3 separate regions of the Homo sapiens genome follow, and regions 1 and 3 are each linked to region 2. Evidence: chromatin loops called from intact Hi-C (ENCODE). Cell type or tissue: dorsolateral prefrontal cortex. All regions are shown on one strand.

The links. A loop is a pair of places that touch in the nucleus more often than their neighbours do. Peaks named below come from ENCODE experiments on the same cell type or tissue, not always from the same donor. Only the 100,000 strongest peaks of a DNase experiment are listed, where the experiment ranks them.
Region 1: a loop joins it to region 2, with 5 times the contacts of the local background. A loop is called at or near these places in 89 of 110 quality-filtered maps.
Region 3: a loop joins it to region 2, with 7 times the contacts of the local background. A loop is called at or near these places in 10 of 110 quality-filtered maps.

What each region holds. Positions count from the first base shown.
Region 1 is chr6:138,280,053-138,285,052 of GRCh38, forward strand. It overlaps ARFGEF3 (ARFGEF family member 3), which reads left to right. Exons shown (of 34, transcript NM_020340.5): 14 at 1-112. Among named protein-coding and RNA genes, the nearest start is that of PBOV1, 64 kb to the left of the region's middle. In dorsolateral prefrontal cortex, no CTCF peak of the experiment used is centred here; no DNase peak of the experiment used is centred here; H3K27ac peaks cover 982 bases.
Region 2 is chr6:138,114,088-138,119,087 of GRCh38, forward strand. No RefSeq gene overlaps it. Among named protein-coding and RNA genes, the nearest start is that of PERP, 9.2 kb to the left of the region's middle. In dorsolateral prefrontal cortex, CTCF peaks have their summits at 1,968 (motif pointing right) and 2,169; a DNase peak (open chromatin) is centred at 2,034.
Region 3 is chr6:138,208,924-138,213,923 of GRCh38, forward strand. It overlaps ARFGEF3 (ARFGEF family member 3), which reads left to right. Exons shown (of 34, transcript NM_020340.5): 4 at 987-1,118. Among named protein-coding and RNA genes, the nearest start is that of PBOV1, 7.1 kb to the right of the region's middle. In dorsolateral prefrontal cortex, CTCF peaks have their summits at 2,327 (motif pointing left) and 2,535; a DNase peak (open chromatin) is centred at 1,108; H3K27ac peaks cover 2,874 bases.

The DNA.
Region 1 (5,000 bases), 170 kb after region 2:
GCCTGGATTGAGGAGCTCTACCATCAGGTGCTCGACAGGAACATGCTTGGAGAGGCTGGCTATTGGGGCAGCCCAGAAGATAACAGCCTTCCCCTCATCACAATGCTGACCGGTCAGTGGTTCGTTGCAAGGCCTTGGGGCACGTGGTAGGGTGGGACGGCTCACGCTTTAAAGCCTCTTTCAGAGAAGTGTTGGTGCTTGGAGCAGACTTTGAAACAGCACCCACAAAGCTTCCCTGGCAATGGTGACAGTTCCAGGGAAGTGTCATGAGTTCACTTCACAGGAGTTTTCTGTCCCTTTTCCATGTGGGAGTCTGTAGGGTTCACTGTGCCCCATTAGATGAGGACTAACTTAGCACCTTTGTCTGTTGGTGTAAAACCGTAGGCCATATCTATAGGATGTGTAGGCCTAGGATTATTCCTGGAAGTTCTCACATGCTAATAGTTGCCCATATCATTCAGTGTTCTTGGGGTTTACCAATAAATGTAAAATGACTGATTTTAAAGTTGGCTTCCTGGCCAAGTGCCGTGGCTCATGCCTATAATCCTAGCACTTTGGGAGGCTGAGGTGGGTGGATCACCTGAGGTCAGGAGTTCGAGACCAGCCTGGCCAACATGGCAAAACTCCGTCTCTACTAAAAATACAAAAATTAGCTGGGCATGGTGGCAGGTGCCTGTAATCCCAGCTACTTGGGAGGCTAAGGCAGAAGAATCATTTGAACCCGGGAGGCAGAGGTTGCAGTGAACCGAGATTACACCACTGTACTCCAGCCTGGGCAACAGGAGCAAGACCCTGTCTCAAAACAAAAAGTTGGTTTCCTTCCGTTTATCCATATCAGAGGCCCTCCCTTCCCTTCCCAGCTGTACCAGAATTAATAATAATGCCAAATACTTACCAGCATCCTTGTCTTCAGTGTCCAGAGCTTTTATCTTTTTTAAGAAAATATTTATTCAGGAATAGACATTGCAATGGGAATATGCCCGCCATAGTAAACTATGTGCGTATACAGGGAGGTAAAGGATGACAAAGGTGTTTAAAGGAAAAATGAGGAGGATTTCATCATTGTTTTGAGACAATGATCCTTGAGTAAAGGATCAGTAACAAGGGCGGTGCCAGTTTAAGTTAGACAGGCAAGCAGGGGCTGGGCAGATGTCCTCACAGGAGTACTATTTTGTGTAAGGTTGCAATGGCTTGTGAGTTGCAATGGCTTGTGAACAAGTTGGTGCCTTTTGCAGAGTCTCATGTGATAGTTCTCTCTCTATATATAATTTCAACTATTACTTTAGACTAAAGGGGTACATGTGCAGGTTTGTTACCTGGGCATATTGCATGATGCTGAGGTTTGGGGTCAACTGATCCCATCACCCGGGTACTGAGTATAGTAGCCAACAGTTTTCAACCCTTTACCTTCCCTCCCTCTCCTGCCTTGCAGTCCCCAGTATCTGTTGTTACCGTCTGGACGTCCATGAGTACCCAGTGTTTAGCTCCCGCTTACAAGTGAGAACATATGGCATTTGGTTTTCTGTTCCTGCATTAACTCGTTTGGGATAATAGCCTTCAGCTATGTCCATGTTGCAACAAAGGACATGATTTTGTTCTTTTTTATGGTTGTGTAGTGTTCCGTGGTGTATATGGACCACAAGAACTTTTAAAATCCTATTTAACTATTAGAAATTTCACATGAGAGTGTAGAGAGCAGTATGCCATATTGTTGTGGTGCAGTATTTTTTGGCAAAAGCCACTTTTCATGGCTTATTGTGGCTCGGCCATAATGCCAAAGATTGGGGAGTCTGCAAAAGTTTAGTCTGGTCATCGCTTGCCTTAGTAAGTTAGAGCTCCAGCCTTGCCCTGGATTGGCTCTGAGTCCCCAGACTGGGTTTTTTGTTTGGTTGGTTGGTTGGTTTTTTTGTTTGGTTGTTTTCTTAAGAGTCTAGCTCTGTCCCCCAGGCTGGAGTACAGTGGCGTGATCTCAGCTCACTGCAACCTCCACCTCCCAGGTTCGAGCGATTCTTCTGCCTCAGCCTCCAGAGCAGCTGGAATTACAGGTGCCCACCACCATGCCCGGCTAATTTTTGTATTTTGAGTATAGATGGGGTTTCACCATGTTGGCCAGGCTGGCCTTGAACTCCTGACCTCAGGTGATCTGCCTGCCTCAGCCTCCCAAAGTGCTGAGATTACAGGCGTGAGCCGCCGCACCCACCCTCCCCAGACTGGTTTCTGATTGCAGTTATCCTCTCCTGGCTCCAGCAGAAGGAGGTGCAGAGCAAGGCCCTGCCCTCTCTGGAGTGTCTGTATCCTCACACAGCTCGGCATTGCTCTGTGCCCAGCAGGAACAGCACAGGGCTGGGCAAGACAGTCCAACTGGGGCACAGAATCTGTTGTCCAAAGGGCATGTTATGTTGCCTATGGTTGGCACTGGGGGCTCTTACAAGGTGTCAGAATAAACTGGCAGGTGGAACCCAGCCATGTAGAATTCGGGGCGAGGCACTATTTAGGAATCAGGCAGAAGGTCAGAACATACAGTGAGGTCTGTCCATGGGTGGCAGAGTCCTCATCATTGATTGGCATTTGGAGTCTTGCTTCAAGAACTAGGATGGAACTGGGGAAAGTAAGATTGGGTCTCAAACTTGGGGATCAGGATCACTGGAGAGGTGATCAATTTGTATTTTGTTAATCATTATAACATTTACATCCATTTGAAAAATAAGCATTCAGGCCGAGCACAGTGGCTCACGCCAATAATCCTAGGACTTTGGGAGGCCGAGGCGGGTGGATCACTTGAGGTCAGGAGTTCAAGACCAGCCTGGCCAACATGGTGAAACCCCATCTCTACAAAAAAAATACAAAAATTAGCTGAGCATGTTGACCAGCACTTGTAGTCCCAGCTACTTGGGAGGCTAAGGTGGAAGAACCCCTTGAACCTGGGAGACAGAGGTTGCAGTGAGCTGAGATCGCGTCACTGCACTTCAGCCTGAGCAACAGAGCGAGACTCTGTCTTTTTAAAAAAAAAAAAGAAAAGAAAAGTAATCATTCAAATGTATGAGAGCCATTTATTTAGTTTACCTAAAGCAATGCTTGATTTCCGTTTGTTTTCACAAACTCCTTTCAGTAGGGATGGCAGGTACTGCCCAGAGCTTATAAGTCTGAGAATTTGGTTGAGGACCCTAAACATTCCAGCTTTCATTTGAGAAGACCATAGTTTCTGCCAAAAGTAATCTCTGTGACTCTCTTGCCCGGACCTTAATAAAAGGAGTCATTCAGTACATGTAAAATGAATAAGTAACAGACTATTCGCAGTTCCCATATTCATCAGTCATCACTGTTAATTAGCCATCGCTGTTATTAATGGAACAGTAAGCTCAATTGCTATGTCCATAGGAAAGTTATTTAACTTTAATGATAGAAAAGGGCTTTTCATAAGAATTCAACAAAATAAGGATCTATGATTCTTTGTGATTCTAAATTCCAGGTATGAAGTGACAAGTGAATCAGAGCAGCAGTTAACCTAGAGTTTGGAGACTTCTATTTGATCTTTTCATTATGTATGAGGAGAAGCAGTGCCAGCAATCTGATGATCAGCGCTGTACTAACTGTGGCCATTCCTGATGTCATGTCAGAGTATTGTATAGAACTGTGGAATTTTAGCACAGAAATAAGCTTTGCATTACTTGAATTCATCAGACCTTTACCTAGCACATAGAAAACATTCATTATACTTTGATAAATGAAAATTTCTGGCAAATATCATTAGGCCATTTGACCAGACGTCAAATTAATTTCAGAGAAACCAGTCTGTTTCCACCTTAGCAGCCATATAGATTTCGTCCCTGTTTTGGTTCTGATAGTTGCTGAGGAGTCTCCAGGCTTTTTGTAATTTCTGTAAGAATCAAAGATACAGTGGAACACCATGCAAATAAGTCTCATCCTCTTGGGGTGAGGGTGAAGTCCTAAACTCGGAATTAATACTAATAATTACAGGCAGTGGCTCACACCTGTAACCCCAGCACTTTGGAAGGCAGAGGCGGGAGGATCACTTAAGGTCAGGAGTTAGAGGCCAGCTTGGCCTTCGTGGTGAAACCCCGTCTCTATTAAAAATACAAAAATTAGCTAGGTGTGGTGGCACATACCTGTAATCCCAGCTATCCAGGAGGCTGAGGTATGAGAATCGCTTGAACCTGGGAGGTGGAAGTTGCAGTGAGCTGAGATTGTGCCACTGTACCCCAGCCTGGGTGACAGAGTGAGACCCCGTCTCAAAAACAAACAAACAAAAACAAACAAAAAACCCACAACTACCCTCCTTTCTCATCCCCTCCCTGTGTTGCATTCAGCTATGTTAGTTGCATCCAAGTATGTATATTTCAACTCCATAGTCACTTTTCCAGTGATTACTTCCTTTATACTGAGGAACTTGGGGCCTTGGCGAGCCTGACTCAGGGCTACAAGGCTGCTTAATTCAGAGCCAAGACTAAAGCTTAGCCTTCTCAACCCAACTCCAGTCCTTTCCTCGCCATAACGTTAAAGAGTGGTTTGTTGAGCTAATTCTGTAGAAAAGAATTTGTTTCAACAAAAACTTAAACAGGATAACTGAGGATCCAGTATAGAGCTGGAATGGTATAGAGAGGCCTGGATGGGAGTCAGAAGATATGAATACTAATTATTTCTGTCATCAGCCTCATGGCCTTGAACCATTTACCTACTTTAAACATGGTCATGCATCCTTTAGCAAGGACAGGAACATGTTCTGAGAAATGCATTGTTAGGCAATTTTGTCATTATGTGACCATCATAGAGTGTACTTACACACCTAGGCTAGATGGTATAGCCTATTGCTCCAAGGCTACATACCTGCACCGTGTGTATTGAATACTGTAAGCAGCTGTCATAACAGAGTAGTATTTGTGTATCTAAACATAGAAAAGGTGCAATAAAAGTATGCTATTATAATCTTATGGGACCAATGTCTTATATGCAGTTCATGGTTGACCAAAACATCATTTTGT
Region 2 (5,000 bases):
CCCCATATTCTACTGAACCTGCTATCACAAAGGTCACTGGTTAGTTCAGATTTGCAAAACTCAATGGATATCACTTTTCTCTTTGTTGTACTAGACAATCTGATGTCTTCCTCCACAAAATTCGGCTCTCTTGGAACCTATAAAAATATTAAATCCCATTGATCAAAGACCACCCAGAACACACCAATAGTCAAATAAAATTAAACTCATTAACTTGCTGCAGCAAGGGAGGTTGCACACCATGGGGAACTCTGGGGATGTCTTGGTTAGGATGTCTCCTCACACAGGAGGGGTGAGATTGAGGCTGATGTTAGGTGATCTTGGTGAGGGCTCAAGAGGTGGATGTTTTATTCTGAGATCTCTCATGCCTGGAAGAGGGGTATCTTGTTTTGTGGGTCCATGGTGTTTTGTTTTTCCCATGTTGAGATCTGATTAGGGAGTGGTCTACTTTTTGTCTTGCTCCATCACAATTACAGAGTGACCCTGTCTAATGCTGCTATTGTGTGAAACTATTTATGTTCAGCATAGGATTCTTATAGCCTAGCTACAGTTTCCCAAGCCAACTAGCCGCTGCCAGGGATTTTTTTTTTCCTTTCTTGCTGGTTCTCCATCCCTTCCCTTTCTCCTTAACACGCTAGTCTCTCTCTGCCCTCGCCACCTGCCAGTATTGTATTCTCTAGAATTCCTTCTAAACATTTTCACCATTCTGCTTGTCCTTCTAAACATGTTCTTTGTGTTACATCATCAACTTTTGTGATTTCAACCCCTGCCTGTGTACTCATGGCTTGCAAATATATACCTTTAGCTCACACCTTTCCTTTATGCTTCAAAGTTTTATATCCAACTTCCAGCCAGATGGCACCACCCGGGTCCTCACTCAAACACTTTAACCTCAACCAGTGCAGAGTTCAAACTGCCCTTTCTTCTTCTAAACCAGCATCTTCTTTCTGTAGCCTCTGCAGCACCTCCATCATCTTGATCACCAACATTAAAACTCCAAGACCATCCTTGACTCTTTATCTCTCACTCTATATTTAGTAATTTAGAAATGAGCCGCCTACTCTACCTCCTAAATATTTCTGCCATCCAGGCTCTCTGCTCCATCCCAATGCTCCTCCCCTAGCTCATTGTTTTACTGCTGCAGCTGCCCCCTAACTGAGCCCCCACCCTCTCCGAAGCCCACCTCCTACAAGATCACTAAAAGGACAGCTAAACGTGAATCTGCCCCTGACACTCCATGCGTCGCTCACTGGTTCTCCATCACGTCTTTGATTAAGTCTGAGCTTCCTGAAAGTGACATATGAAACCCACCCCTTCCCCATGATCTGGTGTCTGTTTGCCTCTCCAGCTGCACCTGTCACTTCTGCTTGCCTTACACTTCCCACTGTTTTCGCTTCTCAGATACACGATGCTATTCTTGCTTTTCTCTTGATGCTATTTATGGAATACCTTTCCTCCCAGTCCCCTCCCTATTTACTTCCTGCTGGTCTTTTAAGATCAGCTTCAGACCACATCCCCCAAGAAATCGTCCCTGAATCCTGGCCTATGCCCTCTGTCACCTCCTCCAAACTAATGTAACTACGTGCTCTTCCTCAGTGCTCCCAAACCCTGGAAGCATGTGGACTAATCACACTGTTCCGAGTCATCTCTTTTATGTCCCTATTGGGCCGTGAGCTCCTTGAGGAAAGGGACCTGATTTTATTCGTCTTTATGCCCCCAGCACCTGTCATAATGCAGGTGTTACATAATTGCTTGATAAATGTGTGAATAAATGATTGGTTTTGTCAACAACCACTCGTGAAACTTGGCTTCTCTGAACTTCTGCGTAGTCATCTATCTGTTGAGATGGTTAAAAAATGAACCACAAGGAAATGAATCGCTCGAAAATGCTGTGGAAGTAGAGATAAATGAAAAACTTCTGAGAATCAAAATTGAAAAGGAAGTATTTCTTTGGAACACTAGATGGCAGTAGCACATCATATTTCAGCATAGCATTCGCTGTGCATTCAGCTGTCCTAACGCGTGGCCATGTCTGCGGGCTACAAGAGCAGAGAAAAAGGCACGTCACTTTTGGGCCTGGAGCAATCAGCATAATTTTTTTTTTTTTTTTTTTTGAGACAGGGTCTCACTTTCTTACCCAGGCTGGAGTGCAGTGGTGCAATCACGGCTGACTGCAGTGACTGCAGCCTCGACCTCCTAGGGCTCAAGTGATCCTCCCTTCTCAGCCTCCTGAGTAGCTGGGACTACAGGTGTGCACCACCACGTCCTGCTAATTTTTATATTTTTTTTGTAGAGACTGGGTTTTTCCATGTTGCCAGAGCTGTTTTTGAACTCCTGAGCTCAAGGGAGTTCAGCCTCAGCCTCCCTGGGATTACAGGTGTAAGGCTCCACAACTGGCCAAGTCAACATAATTATTAGGAGTCAGAAGTTAAGGGTGGTTTCAGACGCATTTGCTCTCTGTGACTTAATTCTAACTAAATTCCAGTTTTAACCTCCTCCCTGGAACCAGTGTGGCAGCATTCCAAAAGGAATTGTTGACAGCCTTTCAGTGAATGGGAGCAAAGAGCATTTGTTTAGCAAGAAGCATTTGTTTAAAACCACGTTCTAAGAATACCCTAAGCTACTTTACAAATAATGTATTTTTGAATTCTCATAACTAACTGTGAGTTAGATGCTGTCAGGCCCATTTTACAGATGAAAACACTGAGACTAAGTAAATTAGCTTGGTAAATAAGGGGATTCAAACTCCGACCTGCTTGCCACAATATGTGCAACCTATCACGTTGATGTCATATTCTCTTAATTGAGCTAAAAGCTGTGACTTAAGCATAGCATTTGGAACAAACAAGTAGATGGAGTTAATGAGTTGTCAGTATAGACATATACTGTCTACTGAAAATAGTTAAATTATCAACACCAGTCCCAAGCTTGAAAGTCACTAGGTAAGTGGAGAGTGAAATGCTGAGCTCAAACAATGTCATCTGCAGCCCAGAAATATAGTTAGAAATAACAAAGGCTAACGTTAATTGAACGCTTCAAGGCACGTGGCACTATTCTAAGATACGTATTAATTTCTTTAATTTCAGATTCATCTGGTGAGGTAGGTACAATGATTACACCTACTTTGCAGATAAGGATACAGAGCCACAGATCATTTAAATTACTTGTTTAAGGCTACTCAACAGGTCAGTGTTAGAGCCCAGACCAACCCTCTGGCTCTAAGGCCTCAGCACCTAACCACCACACAATTAGTTATAGTAATAATAATAATGGCAATCAGCCCTTATATAGTGTGACGTGCCGGTCTCTGTTTTAATCACACATTAATTTCTCTTATCCTTACAACTTCTCTATGAGGTTTGTACAAGTATTGCTTCTACGTTACAGATGAGGAAACTGAGGCATGGGGAAGCTAAATGAGTTTTCCTGGATAGCACAGCTAGTAAGTGGCAGAACTGGGCCGCACGCCCAGATCTTTACAAAGCTGCGCAATTAACTTCTAAAACTTTCCATTTCAATGTGCATATTCTTAAATTTATTGGAACACATTTGAAATTTGTAGAGCATACCCAGTTGTCTGCATGTATTTTAAGACTCTACTTATCTCTCCAAACCAATTCCAGACTACTCATTCTTTCTCACACATATGCAGTCTCTCTCGTTACAGTATAAAAATTATTATTATGCTTCTGGGTCTATCACAAAAATGCCGGTTGTACATCCCAGGGTTATTTCAGCCTGGAAAATTTCCAATAAATATTCAGCTCAGGCCTAAATTATTCATGCCCTTAAAATATACTTTTTACAAATATTCTCACCAGACAGGGGGAAGGGAATGAGAAAACACAGGCCCACACTGAGCTGAGCTGTGTTTAAAATTACCTGGACTTGTTTCTTGAACAAGTTGAAGGAGCCATCAATGTTTGTGGGGCTTTTTGTATTTAAAAGTCACACATTTCAGTCTGTTTCTTATATTGACATTTTGTTTCATTTGGAGCTTTAGAAACATGTTTGCATCTCTCAGTGAGTCCCTTCCTGGAAATAAGGCCACCTTAGCCCAGCCCATAATAACCTCTCAGAGACCACTTGGCCTTGTCTCCTGCCTGTACACAGGTCTTTGTCTTATCCCCAAACAGATCTGAAACACCTCGAAGCAGAGGTTTCCACTCCTCTGCATTCCTACAATGTCCACTTCAACGGCCAGGATCAATATTCCTTCATTTCAAGAAATAGAACTGATCTTAGCACTTTGGGAGGCTGAGTTGGGCAGATCCTGAGGTCAAGAGTTCGAAACCAGCCCCAACATGGTGAAACGCTGTATCTACTAAAAATACAAAAAAAACAAAAAATTAGCCAGGTGTGGTGGCGTGCACCTGTAGTCCCAGCTACTTGGGAGGCTGAGGCAGGAGAATCGCTTGAACCTGGGAGGTGGGGGTTGTAGTGAGCTGAAATCGTACCACTACACTCCAGCCTGGGTGACAGAGCAAGAGCACTCCAGCCTGGGTGACAGAGCAAGACTCTGCCTCAAAAAAAATTAAAAAGAAAATAAAAAAGAGATAGAACTGCCACATAATAAAGAGGTTTGCTATGTGGATAGAGATGAGAATGAGAAAAATGTTCTCTTTTTTTTCTGGTTTTCTTTTTTTTTAACTTTTATTTTCAAGTTCCAGGTACATGTGCAGGTTTGTTACATAGGTAAACGTATGTCATGGGGGTTTGTTGCACAGATTATTTCATCACCCAGGTATTAAGCCTAGTACCCGTTGGTTGTTTTTCCTGATCCTCTTTCTTCTCCCATGGCTCCACTCTCTGATAGACTCCAGTGTGTATTGCTTCCCTCTGTGTGTCCATGTGTTCTCATCACGTAGCTCCCACTTATAAGTGAGAACATACAATATTTGGTTTTCTGTTCCTGCATTAGTTTGCTAAGGCAAATGGCCTCCAGCTCCATCTGTGTTCTTGTAAAGAACATGATCTTGTTCCTTTTTATGGCTGCAGAG
Region 3 (5,000 bases), 95 kb after region 2:
TTTAGAAGCTTAATCTGTTTGTCTCTGGGGGAAGATGAAGGAGTAGAAGTTGTGGGCAGGTGGATTTTGGTACAATCTGAAAAAGAATTTTATGAAAATGAGAAAGAGATAGAAAAAGCCTATCCTGTGAGGTAGACTCCTGGAAGTCCTCATAACAATGAATGTCTTCTTGTTGAGGTTTTGGGGGGGATGCATTTTCTGATGGGGACATACATGAAGATTTCTGGATTCCTAAATAATTCCTGGATAAATGACAGCTCACATTAGGAAGTAAAAAGATAAAAACCTGAAAAATGATCTTGTCTACAAGACCTTCTTTCCTGTGACGAAGCCACATTTAGAAAGCATATGTGTGTGTGTGACTAGTGGGTAGGGCTAGCTTCCTCTTAGCACGATCATTCTCCATTCCCACCACCTAAATACTTTGTATGGCCGGCACATTAGGGTTTCACTTGATGGAACTTAGAATGAATAATCCAATAGCAGGAAAAGGTCTTTGCCAAAAACGGTTTATTCAAGGTTGCATGCAGTTTTATTTTCTTTAGAGACAGAGTCTTGCTCTGTCTCCCAGGCTGGAGTGCAGTGGTGTGATCTTGGCTCACTGCAACCTCCGCCTCCCGGGTTCAAGCAATTCTCCTGCCTCAGCCTCCCGAGTAGCTGGGATTGCAGGCACCCGCCACCACGCCTGGCTAATTTTTGTGTTTTTAGTAGAAACGGAGTTTCACCATGTTGGCCAGGCTGATCTCCAACCCCTGACCTCATGACCCGCCCACCTCAGCCTCCCAAAGTGCTGGGATTACAGGCATGAGCCACTGCCCTGGCCGCATTTTTCTTTTTAACGGCACATAGCGTAAGTTCTTTCTTAATGGCCTCCAGCTACACGCCTCCCCAGTAAGAAAACTGATCATCAATCCATAATAAGATACAACCAAATAAGGCAGCAGGGGAGAGCCTATCTGTGATCACTGCCTTGTGCCTCTTTACAGAAGCTTCTGTCGGAAGAGAGGTTTGTATCCATGGAAACAGATTCTGATGAGAAGCAGCTGCTCAATCAGATACTGAATGCCGTGAAAGTGACGCCTTCGCTCAACGAGGACCTGCAGGTGGAAGTGATGAAGGTTGGTTTGACGTGGCCAAGAGTGTGCGTCACTGGGACAGGAACACATCCTGATCCCCTGCACTTGTTATCTGAAAATGCCTCTGCGTTGTGGTCATGCTAGCTCATCTTCATTTGGAACGGATGCTTGTTATTCTTGCTCATGGTCCCCCTAAATTACCCTGATGGTTTAACATCAAAAGGGACAATTTCAATCAATCCTTGAGATATTTGGCCTTGTTCTGCATTAAAGGCCATTAGAAAGTGTATTTGTAATCTTTTAAGAGAATGTATGTGAGTAGTTCCAGCGTGGGGTAGATCTGATTATTCTGGGTATTCTGCCTGCTCGCATATGTTAAAACAAAGCAATAATAATAATGTTTTGATATATACTGAGATTTCAGAATGGTCAGTTTAGGGACAGAAAGACCACAGTTGGGAGGCATGTCAGAATACACATCTTTTTTTTTTTCTCCTTCAAATTATATGAAACTTACCTCTTTCATTCCAAGTACCGCCTTCCTTTTAGGGATAGCATCTCTCCCTCCTGCTTTCCCTTTCTTTTAAGAATCACCATGATTGGGGGTCCGTTATGCTGACCAGAGTGTGTCATATTCTCTGAGTGAATGGTGAGTTGGGCAGAAAGGACAGAAACTCTGCCCCGTAACAGCACCTTGGTCATGGTAACACAGCAGGAACCAACAAGAAAGCTTTTAATAATGTATTCTGTCCTTTTCCTCTCTCGGGGAACATATGTTGAGAAATATTCAGGAATAGTTGGTGTCATCCCATGGTGGATTTCTTCCTGGAAATGCACTGAAGGATTTTTGTCTTGGATAAGAGACTACACTTCTCCTGGTTTCAGTTTCTCCATTCAGAAAAGATTGACTGCAGTCATGACATTCTCTTGATGTCCTGGGCCTCACCCTAACCCTGTTGGTGGGTAGTTCAGGTGATGATTAAGAGCTCAAACTCTGAAGCCAGCCTGTCTGGGTTTCAATTCTTATTCTTCCACTTCCTAGCAGAATGTCCTTGGACAGATGCCTCAGTCACTCTACCTTGATTTCCTTGTGTGTAAAATGGGGGCAATAGTAGGACCCACCCAATAGGATTGTTTTGAGAATTAAATAAGGTGACATTTGTAAAGAACATAGCACAGTATCTGGCACAAAGCTAGTGCTTTAGAAATGTTATATATCACTACTTGTACCACTACTGCCTCCTGCTGCTGAATCAGAATCTCAGCGGATGGGAGTAGGAATGTGCAGCTTTCACTAGCATCCCAACTGATTCTTAAACACAATGAACATGATGATGCCTGAGCTAGCTGATCTTTAGGATCTCATTCATCTTTAACTCTCTTTGATTCTGGGATGTACAGTTTTGCCTTATCCTTTCAGTTTGGCAGCTGTGCATTCTTAGGAACCACAGAGTGACCCCTTCTAGCTTTGTTTGACTTCTCCACTGTATCTGTGCCACTCCTGAAAAAGAGGCAAGACCAACTGCCACGCTAATCACTTTTGTAACTTCAAAGTGCAACCTGTGAATCTTTCTTCTTCTATTAGGGCTCCAAATACTGGAGAGTGAGCTTTGGTGTCATACTAAGAGATGCAAGTCAGATTACATATTATTCTGGAAATTCTCCCAGGAATAGTTTTTGTGGAATACAGAAATTTGTATTAAAAATTAAAATGAGGAAGTACCCATTCTTCTAGGAGCTATGCACAAGCAGAACGTTTAATGGTTATGTCAACAGTCGCACCTATTTTGAAAACTTGTACTTGCTTTCTGATTCCATCCCGCCCAGCAGTGCCTTCTGCTAGCCTTGCCGAAGATAGGAGTTGACACAGGTTAACTCCACCAGAAATCGTGGAAAGCCTCTTAATGGACTCTCCAATGACACCATTATAAACCTTGATACTTTTAGTTAATGTCTGGGAGGAAAGTCAGACACTGTCAGAAAAAAGAAAAACAATGAATCTGTCAGTCTTTACAATGAGATTTCCAAAATGCTTAAAAAGATAAGGGCCTTTGTTACATGCTATTATTTTTTTAATTGACAGATAACATAGTATGCTTTATCATGTACAACATGATTTTGAAGTCTGTATACATTGTGGAATGCTTAAATCTAGCTAATTAACAAATGCATTATGTCACATAGTTATCACTTTTGTGGTGACAGCACATAATAGCCACTGTTTACATTTTTCAAGAATATATTGTCAGCTGGGCATTTGACTCATGCCTGTAATCCCCGCAATTTGGGAGGCCAAGGCAGGGGGATGGCTTGAGCCCAGAAGTTTGAGACCAGCCTGGGCAACATGGCGAAACCACATCTCTACAAAAAAATAAAAAAAGTTAATGTAGAGAAATAGGAACGCTTTTACACTGTTGGTGGGAGTGTAAATTAGTTCAACCATTGTGGAAGACAGTGTGGCAATTCCTCAAGGACCTAGAACCAGAAATACCATTTGACCCAGCTATCCCATTATCCCATTACTGGATATATACCCAAAGGATTATAAATCATGCTACTATAAAGACACATGCACACATATGTTTATTGCGGCACTATTCACAATAGCAAAGACTTGGAACCAACCCATATGTCCATCAATGATAGACTGGATTAAGAAAATATGGCACATATACACTATGGAATACTATGCAGCCATAAAAAAGGATGAGTTCATGTCCTTTGCAGGGACATGGATGAAGCTGAAAACCATCATTCTCAGCAAACTATCACAAGGACAGAAAACCAAACACCACATGTTCTCACTTATAGGTGGGAATTGAACAATGAGAACACTTGGACACAAGGCGGGGAACATCACACACCAGGGCCTGTTGTGGGGAGGGATAGCATTAGGAGAAATAACTAATGTAAATGATGAGTTGATGGGTGCAGCAAACCAACATGGCACATGTATACCTATGTAAGAAACCTTCAATTGTGTACGTGTACCCTAGAACTTAAAGTATAATTAAAAAAATACCGCACGCCTGTAATCCCAGCACTTTGGGAGGTCGAGGTGGGGGGCTCACGAGGTCAGGAGATTGAGACCATCCTGGCTAACATGGTGAAACCCCTTCTCTACTAAAAATACAAAAAATTAGCCGGGCATGGTGGCGGGTGCCTGTGGTCCCAGCTACTCAGGAGGCTGAGGCAGGAGAATGGCATGAATCCGGGAGGCAGAGCTTATAGTGAGCTGAGATCGTGCCACTGCACTCCAGCCTGGGCGACAGAGCGAGACTCCATCTCAAAAAAAAAAAAAAAAAAATTTAGCAGGGCATTGGTGGTGTGAGCCTGTAGTGCCAGCTGCTTGGGTTGCTGAGGCTGGAAAATTGCTTGAACCTAGGAGGCAGATGTTGCCGTGAGCCGAGATCGTACCACTGCTCTGTAGCCAGCAGAGTAAGACCCTGTCTCAAAAAAAAAAATATTGTCACTAAATATAGTCATCTTGCTATACAGTAGAGCTCCTAAAATTTATTCCTCCAACTTAACTATAACTGTGGATGAACCCAAAAGATATTATGTTAAATAAAATAAACCAGGCACAGAAAGACAAATACCATGATTTCACTCACATGTGGAATCGAAAAAAGTTGATCTCACGGAAGTAGAGAGTAAGATAATGATTGCTGGAGACTGGGGTGCTTAGAAGGGAGGGGTGATGGGGAGATGATAGGAAACATACCATTATTTTTAACTATTTAAATATTAGGATTGGGGAAAAATATTTCAGTTCACAACAAACCTAGCCTGAAGTTAATTTTTTGAAGTATACTTTTTGATAAACATTTTGGCCAAGCTGCTAGAAAATTAATGACAAGATAACTATACTTTGGGTAATGTTGTTATTAACATCAAATAAAACTTGATGGTAACCTGACTTTG